Regions from separate parts of the Homo sapiens genome. Here region 2 is linked to region 1. A link is a contact called in ENCODE Hi-C or POLR2A ChIA-PET data. All regions are on one chromosome and are shown on one strand. The core of a region is the stretch at or near the end of the contact, and the rest is flanking DNA. Distances in the headings are between cores, read along the strand shown. Region 1 has its middle 26 kb from the start of PREP. Region 2 has its middle 33 kb from the start of PRDM1.

The links. A loop is a pair of places that touch in the nucleus more often than their neighbours do. ChIA-PET counts read pairs that join two places held with the same protein, here RNA polymerase II (POLR2A). Pooled maps may share reads with other maps.
Region 2: a loop to region 1 is called in a map of PC-9, with 14 times the contacts of the local background. The contact joins two enhancer-like sites. A Hi-C loop is called at or near these places in 1 of 168 maps with a recorded cell type or tissue (PC-9), 1 of 37 single-sample maps with no recorded cell type and 3 of 50 pooled maps. POLR2A ChIA-PET finds 5 or more read pairs at or near these places in 2 of 52 experiments (PC-9 and T-cell).

What each region holds. Positions count from the first base shown.
Region 1 is chr6:105,426,647-105,430,777 of GRCh38, reverse strand. No RefSeq gene overlaps it. Among named protein-coding and RNA genes, the nearest start is that of PREP, 26 kb to the right of the region's middle. Within about 2 kb of position 2,082, at least 6 of the 41 ENCODE cell types and tissues checked have a DNase peak (open chromatin) inside an H3K27ac peak, as active enhancers do; they include PC-9, where a contact is called at or near this core.
Region 2 is chr6:106,117,182-106,121,711 of GRCh38, reverse strand. No RefSeq gene overlaps it. Among named protein-coding and RNA genes, the nearest start is that of PRDM1, 33 kb to the right of the region's middle. Within about 2 kb of position 2,136, at least 4 of the 41 ENCODE cell types and tissues checked have a DNase peak (open chromatin) inside an H3K27ac peak, as active enhancers do; they include PC-9, where a contact is called at or near this core.

The sequences.
Region 1 (4,131 bases), core at 833-3,332:
GTGGGTGCTGGCTTCCTAAGTGAAAGAAGATAGCTCCTCTGAGGCCTCAGTGGATTTCACAGGCACCATCATCACTCTGGGAAGGGCATAAGTTCCTTCAACAGCAGCATCAAAGGGTGGCTTACTGGGGACTGTTACCTTGGAGAGTCAGGGCAGGGACAGAGCACGCATGGCACCTGGCTGACCACATTTATTAGTACATAGTAAGCATCCTTGTGACTCCTGGGATTAGTTCAGATGGAAGACTCTGAAATGGGCTTAGACTTCTCTCAATTGCTGATGGTGACATAGCTGGACAAATGCTGTTTTGTTTCTATTACTCTGAACACCAGATCTGTGCCACAGAATTGGTGCTTATCAATTTGCACATTACAAAATATAATGCTGAAAATTTGTAGATTTAAAAAAAAAAAAAACTGGTAATCATGATTAGCTAATCTAAAGGAAAGTTCTTTGACCTTAAAAAAAAAAAAATCTCTCTAAGCCTTGGTTTCCCTATATATAGAATGAGTAAATTATTAACCTACCCTTCCAACCTCCCTGAAATGTCTGAGAGAATGTTTTAAAACTGTGATACTTACTCATATGGACGGGAGTGTTTGTTAATTTAACCTATCCTTTGCTGAAATGTCTGAGAGAATGCTTTAAAACTGTGATACTTACTCATATGGACGGGAGTGTTTGTTAATTTAACCTATCCTTTGCTGAAATGTCTGAGAGAATGCTTTAAAACTGTGATACTTACTCATATGGACGGGAGTGTTTGTTAATTTAACCTATCCTTTGCTACTTATTGATATGCAGTTAATTGTGAACATGTGTCTTCCTTTGGCCAAAAAAACATGAGCAGAGGTGACACACCACTTCCAGATAGAAGCTTTCCAAGTCAGTATGTATTTCACCACGTTCTCTTCACTCTAACAGGATGCTTACGGAACACATTAGGATGGAGCCTCTGTGGATCTGGATCTGGTCCCTGAGTGACTCCACATGTGCTGAGCCACACTGGACCTGGAGCACGAAGGAGAAACACACTTTTGCTGATTTAAGCCACTGAGATTCTGGGATCATTACCTCAACATTACCTGGACTATCCTGATTGGTCCTAGGGCCTTGCCACATCTGGGATACAAATGTAAAATTTAAAGAAATAATCCCAGTCAAATCGAGGTGAATGAAAGAGGGCTTCTTAGAATAAATGTTTTAGTGAAATCCTTAAAAAAAAAAGACTAAGAATAAGAGATGGCATTACTAATGGAAGAACTACTATTTCATATGGCTAGCTTAATTTGAAATATGGCTAAGAATCAGGTGGTCAATAATAACAACACGATGTTTTTAGACAATATTAAAATGCAAATTTCTCATATACTATAATGCTTGAAATGGCTTTAGAGGAAATCAAGTCCTTACCTGTATTTCTATGAGGCTTATATATTACATGAAGACAGAAATAAAAAGCCCTAACACTCAGAATTCCTTTTTATTTATTTTTTATTTGTTTATTTTCCTTTTCTTCCTATTTTGCTTATCATGACAGTGAAGATCTCTATAAATCATGAGCGTAGACATATGAGTTTTAAATGTCTGGATTTGGACAAAAAGGAAACAAACCCAAGGGACATACACAAATAAATACAAATTCATCAACAAATTCCCCATCCCTCCTCACCTCCGCTCAATGTCGGTTTTAAACTCTTGGTGAGGAGTGGTATCTCCAACTCTTGATTCTAGCACTTTCATCCTCTCTTTAACAGCATTATAAAAATGACCCAGAAGACACTGCTGAGTGAAAGCGTACCTTAGCAGAGTGACACAAGTGAAAGAAAAAAAACATCCAAACAATGAGGCCTTTGATGGAGAGCCCTGAGATTTCCTAATAGCAAATAGGACTAATCGGTGGTTATGAAAGTGGTAGCCTCAACTCCCATTAGAAAGAAACAACATGCAGGCCTCTTTCTGTAACTCCCAGAGAGAAACCCTGGGGAGAGTGGTTCACCGGGCTCTCCAACCCAGACAGGTCAAACTTCTTTGCCCTTCCTGAGTGCAGTATGAAGAAAGCATCAACACAAAGGAAATATTTTTGTTGGCAGTCAGATCAGAGCATGCTGACATCCCTGTTTTTAACAATTCCCTGGTCAGCCTGGGTGTGGTTACTCTTTTGAAAGTTTAGTCTTGAGGAAATAGGTCAAGGGAGCCAGTGTTGTTGTGTTCTCCTGAGCGTGACTGAATCCTTGCATTCATTACGTGTGTGTTGCTTTGGAATGAGTGTCTTGCTGAGTGCCACCTACCAACCAGCATTTCTGGCTTCCCCAACTGACCAGCAAGGTCGGACTCTCTCCTTAAAACAGGCTGAGCTGGGCAAGCAAACAGCCTGTTGTGCTGAGAGTCAGAGGAGATTGATCAAACATGAATCTTAGTTGAGGAATGACAAGTAGCTAGGGTTGAGATAAATAATCCAAGAGGCCCTGTATGTATTTGCATAAGGGAAATGGAATTGAAAGAAGACCAGGACTACGAGATAAGCAGAGGCAACTAGAGAAAGGGCTCTTAGAAGGAGTGAGCAATGGTTCTGATTCATAGCCCACCAGCTCTTCCCTCCAGCACTGTGGCAGACACTATTCCCCAAAATCCATTTTCTCTTCTTCCTGAGCACAAAACTGGGCTCCATTTTCCAGGGTACTTTGCAATATGGTGTAACCATGTGACCGGTTTCTGACTAATGGAATGTGACAGAAGCAGTACGTGCTACTTTCAGACCTGGCCCATAAAAGCCACTTACTTACAATCCCGTTTCTCTTTCTAGTTTCCTGGGGTGGTGATGCTAGAAACAATGGGTTAAAGATAGCACAGCTGCAGTCAGCCGGGGTCTCTGCAAAAAGCAGAGCCCACCTTCTCCTCTTCCCATTTCTAGCTGCTGACTTGAAACCACTCAGTCCTATGAAGTGAGAAAGAAATAAACTTTCTGTTCTCTAAGTCATTGAATTTGTAGATCTTTGTTGCAGCAGCAAGGCCTACCCTGCTTATAATTTGTATCATGCCTGTGACATTATCTGACTCACACACTATAGGAGCCATTTACTATAAAGCCAGTGCATATCTCTCCTAGTTCCCTATCATCAATGAATATAGGAGACTTGCATGATTTGACCAATTTTCCTCTCCAGCTTCATCTCTCCTGACTCCTACATTGCTCTGTAGGCTCTGATATGGTTTGGCTGTGTCCCCTCCCAAATCTCATCTTGAATTGTAGTTCCCATAATCCCTATGTGTGGTGGGAGGGACCCAGAGGGAGATAATTAAATCATGGGGGCGCATACCCCCATGCTGCTGTTCTTGTGATAGTGTGTGAGTTCTCACAAGATCTGATGGTTTTATATGGGTTTTTTCCCCTTTTGCTCTGCACTTCTTCCTGCCACCATGAGAAGAAGAATGTGTTTGCTTCCCCTTCTGTCATGATTGTAAGTTTCCTGAGGCCTCCCCAGCCATACTGAACTGTGAGTCAATTAAACCTCTTCCCTATATAAATTACCCAGTTTTTGGGTATGTCTTTATTAGCACCGTGAGAACAGACTAATGCAGGCTCCATCCATACCAAACTCTCACACTCCTTCACATACATCCCTTGTACACAGCCCTCAGCATTTCCATAGGGTGCTCCCTTAAACTCTGCACCTAGCTGCTCACCCCCGCTACTTCTGATCTGTACCTCGTTACTTCTTACTCATTTCTCAAATTCAATTTAGACATTACTACCTTGGGTCACCCTTCTCTATCCCTCCAAGACGAAGTTAGATGACATCTGTGCTCCCACAGCATCCTGTCCTATAGATCCAACTGCACTAGATTAGAGTTACCTCCCAAATCCAGGCTCCATAAATCTCTAGCTTCTAGCATGGTACCTGGAATGTGGTAAGCACTCAATAAATATTTATTAAATGAAAGACTTGCTCCTGAAGTGGCCATCGAAATCCTAATATAGTAATCTGAGATCATGTTTGAGCACAAGTCAACATATGTTCATCTTTTTATAATTCCATGTTTAATTCAGTGTCCTGTGTATAGGTGTTACCCATATATATCTGTTAAGTGACTACCTTTTTTGAGAAAGACTTATATTTTTGTTTGTTT
Region 2 (4,530 bases), core at 887-3,386, 690 kb before region 1:
CAGGTGATTCTCCTGCCTCCGTCTCTTGAGTAGCTGGGACTACGGGTGTGCACCACCATGCCCAGCTAATTTTTGTATTTTTAGTAGAGACGGGGTTTTGTCATGTTGGCCAGGCAGGTCTCGAACTCCTGACCTCAAGTGATCTGCCCACCTCAGCCTCCCAAAGTGTTGGGATTATAGGCGTGAGCCACTGTGCCCAGCCCTCACTGATTTATAATAACTCGTATTTTCATTGTGGGGCATAGTCATGTTCAACAATGATTTTTGTTGTTGAAACTCCGTTCTGGCAATGCTCTTGGGGGCTAGTACAAATATAATAAGTAGAATGTGAGTTTTCTATTAGATATCGGAACTCAAATATTGTCAGTATACACTGCTGTTACTTAAATAACCTTATTAAACCAAAGGTGAATATATGTGAAGGATCCCCAAACACTCATCAAATTAAATGCTACAAAATAAAGGCTGGGTATTAGTATTTCTAATTCAGTGATCCATCTTAGCAGATATTAATAGAACCAATTTATTTAAAAGAGACCAATAACATTAATCAGATTGTACATTGCTCTCTCCTTCATGAAGCAAGTATTTCTTTGAGGTCAAGGTCCTGGTCATATTTGGACCTGGCCTTCAGGCCCAGCTTGGCCCATGTTTGAAGTATAATAGGCAGGTAATAAATGTTCATAGAATGAATGAATGAATCAGTAAAAATGCAGGACTTACCTTTCATGAATACAATGGAAAACCTACAACTTGAGAACAAAAAATGTTAAAAATCTCAGGATTCATGTATTGACTCAACCTATTTGATGAAAGGGATTTAAAAGTAAGAGGGACAGTAGGAAGGATTTTGTAAGCACTTTTTTCTTGTAAGGAATGGGTCAAAAGAACACAAGACTATGGGAATTACGTTTCGTGAATCCTCCACAAACCTACCTTCATAGCTAGTACATAATAAGCTGTAGGTTGCAGAATAGGTTTAAAACCATATTTCTCTTTAAATATCTGTGTATTTTATGGCCTAAGGCTGCTCTGCTGAGGTGGAGTGAGTATTGACCACAGCATATGAAGGTCACAGTCCTCATCACAGTTCCTACGTGTGTGATGTCAAGCAAGTTCCTTAAAGATGTTAACTGTGGATTATTTTGTATGAGCACTGGGTTAAGGTTTTTTCCTGCATTATCTAATTTATTTGACCTCGCAGGGCCTCAGTTTTCTTGTATACGAAATGGAAATAATAAAGTTATCTCGGAGGGTATTTGTGAGGATAAAATGAGACAGTGACCAACAGACCATAGTAACTTATACAGCATAAATCAAATGAGAAGCATTATTTTCATAATTATTGCTGTATTACAGAAATAGCAAAAGCAGTATTTAATGTTCATTTTAACTTTCTGTTTCTTCTACTGGAACAATGAATTTTCAATGAACACTATAGAGAAAAAATAGACATGACTCACGAATCACATGTTCTTTGGAACCTCAATCTCTTGCGCTCTTCATTTATCTCATGAAGGAAATGAACCAAAGAAGGAAAAGTCAAGACAAGGGTGAGAGAAGACAAAAATTGCTTTAAGAAGAGCCCAGCTAATTTCCAGAAAGCTGCTTATTTGCAAATAGTATGGTCAAATTGTTCTATGTGTTTTAAAGGGCCTGTAAGATGACTGGAGTGTGATTTGTAGTCTATTCCTGTATTTTATCTCCCTAGCATTTCTATTCTCTTAGGAGTTTCAGAGTAAGAAGTACATTGTAAAAGCCTGGAAGCTTTGTTTTGGGCGGGACTATGATCTATTGAAAAGCAAACCAACTTCATTCTAGGCCTTGAAGCTTGACAGTGTCATTTACAGAGTGACACAGTCACGCTATAAATGACCAGAGACATTCCAGAGTTCATGACTGTTGTTTAACAACAACACTTCAAGGGTGGCTGCAGGCACGAGGCACAACACGCCCGCCCTAGTGCGGTGAATGTGGGGGAACCACTCCCCACTGGAATGTGGCATTGCTCAAAGGCAGCTGGGCCTTCCTCTCTATCCCCACCGACCTGGACAGACTGGAGGGACGACTCTATTTTCAGGGAATGACAAATTGATTGTGCTGATTGGGTGAGAGTACTTACCTGCCTCCTGCTCTGCTTCCAAGGACAACCTGCGGGGAAGGTTTGTTTTCAAGTGACTTGTATAAGGAAGCATTGCAGAGCAATGAGAACCCAAACACCTTGCTACCAAAGAGGACTTCAGCCAAGCCTTGACTAGACAATTCAGGTTGAGGAGCCTTCTATTCCCCATGTTCCTAAAGCCAACAAGTTACTGGAGGGGACATTCCATTCCACTGACAGAAAGAAGGAGACAAGATGGCAGCTCTAAATTACATGTGCAATAGCCCAGGAGGCTTGTAAACATTTAAGGAGTTGATTGTTATTTTCATTCCTGACTGGTTTGGTGGTGCAAATAACAACTCCATAAATTGCTGAAGCCCAGCCAGAGTGCTGAGGACATGCATTTGTGATCATGACCCATAGTGAGTGATGAATATTCATGGCAGAGTGAATCTGAACTGCTCCTGAAGCAGGTCAGCTGGTGTGTGAACTCAAAACAGGTCTTGGTATGGAAATCAAGTTTGTAGACTTAACCGAAGAAAAGTACTCATGGTTAACAGCACGATCAAGAAATGTCACTACCCAGGAGCTGAGGGGGAGGGGAGCAGGGAGCTGTTGTTCCATGGGTATACAGTTTCAGTTTTGCAAGATGAAAAAGCTCTAGAGATCTGTTGCACAATGTGCCTATAGCTAATACTACCATACACTATCTGCACAGTGATTCCGATGGTAAATGTAGGTTCTATCTTTTATCACAATAAAAAAGAGAATAGAATGTCTCTATAGCATCTACTCTAAAAGAGCTCAAACCGAATATATAGCTGTGTTCCTATTCCCTACTTCTGCTTCCAATCCACCTCCAGGTAATTTCTGTGCCAGGAAGGCAGGTAAAAGCTATTCTCAGGCCACACAGAGGTCACTGTGGCCACTCTTTGGGCTTTCCAGAAACTCGGAGCTCTTGAAGTAAATTGTTTTCTTTTGTTTAATGATCTGTTCCAAGCTTGTCCAACTTGTGACCCGCAGGCCACATGCAGCCCAGGATGGCTTTGAAGGTGCCCAACACAAATTCGTAAACTTTCTTAAAACATTATGATTTTTTTTTTTTGAGACAGAGTCTTGCTCTGTTGCCCAGGCTAGTGTGCAGTGGTGTGATCTCGGCTCACTGCAGACTCTGCCACCCGGGTTCAAGCGATTGTTCTGCCTCAGCCTCCCAAGTAGCTGCGATTACAGGCGCCTGCCACTGCGCCCGGCTAATTTTTGTATTTTTTAGTAGAGATGGGGTTTCACCATCTTGGCCAGGCTGGTCTTGAACTCCTGACATCATGATCCACCCACCTTGGCCCCCCAAAGTGCTGGGATTATAGGCATGAGCCACCACGCCCAGCCAACTTTATGAGATTTTTTTGCGACTATTTTTTAAGCGCGTCAGCTGTCGTTAGTGTTGGTGTATTTTATGTGTGGCCCAGGACAATTCTCCTCCTTCCCTTGTGGCCCAGGGTAGCCAAAAGATTGGAGACCCCTAGCTATTCCCTCAGCAACCCAACATAACCAGGGACATAGTGAATAACCAAAAAGATATACTTTGCCACTCTGAGGATTGGAAAGTCTAGCCGGGGTGGGTATATTGCCTGGGCCAGAAAGGCAAGCTTGATGACCTCTCCTCTCTTCTTCCCTCTCCACCCGGACCCCCTGCTGGCTCCCAACACCTTCTACCCCCATAGGCACCATCCAAAGGGACTTTCCCTCTCTAACCACCAGGGTCTCCAGTGGTGAGCAAAGATGATGACAAAAGACATGATGTGGTTTCTGCTAAGTTAGAAGCACAAGAAGAACTTTCAAACGGCCCTTAGAAGGGAGAAAAACCCAAGTGCGGAAGGAAGTCTGTCAACCTTCAGCTACAGACTTTACCCTGCCTTTTTTTTTTTTTAATCTTGCAGACGTACATGACTCTCTTTAGGAGAAGCCCGCCACGTGCCCAGTGGCCCTCAGCAGAACTCACAGAGAGAAGGGGTTGAAAGTCCCTACTAGCAAAGTTCATTTCCAGCCCATCACCTTGAAATGCTCACGTCTCCGATGTGAACAAGATTCAGATCTGAATTTAAGGGACGCTTCTCTCATTTCTAAGTTATATAGTTAGTTTTAGAAGATTCCTGTCTTCCTTCCTTTTCTTTCTTTTCAGCCAATCCTTTTAAGAGCACATAATTCTTCAGGCTATAGATGAGCTATAATATATTATGTTATTACCCTCCATTTGGAGGAAGGGTTGAAACAGCTGTAATCTATCTAAGATGGGCTGAATGGTTTGCTTTGGATAATGTAATTTTCAGTCTGGAATCCACGTGTAGGTCAAAACTAGAGGAGACAAAAATGACCAATTTGAAGCAATCAGACTATAAATCTTCCAGAGTTTCTGTTGGTTGCAAAAGCTG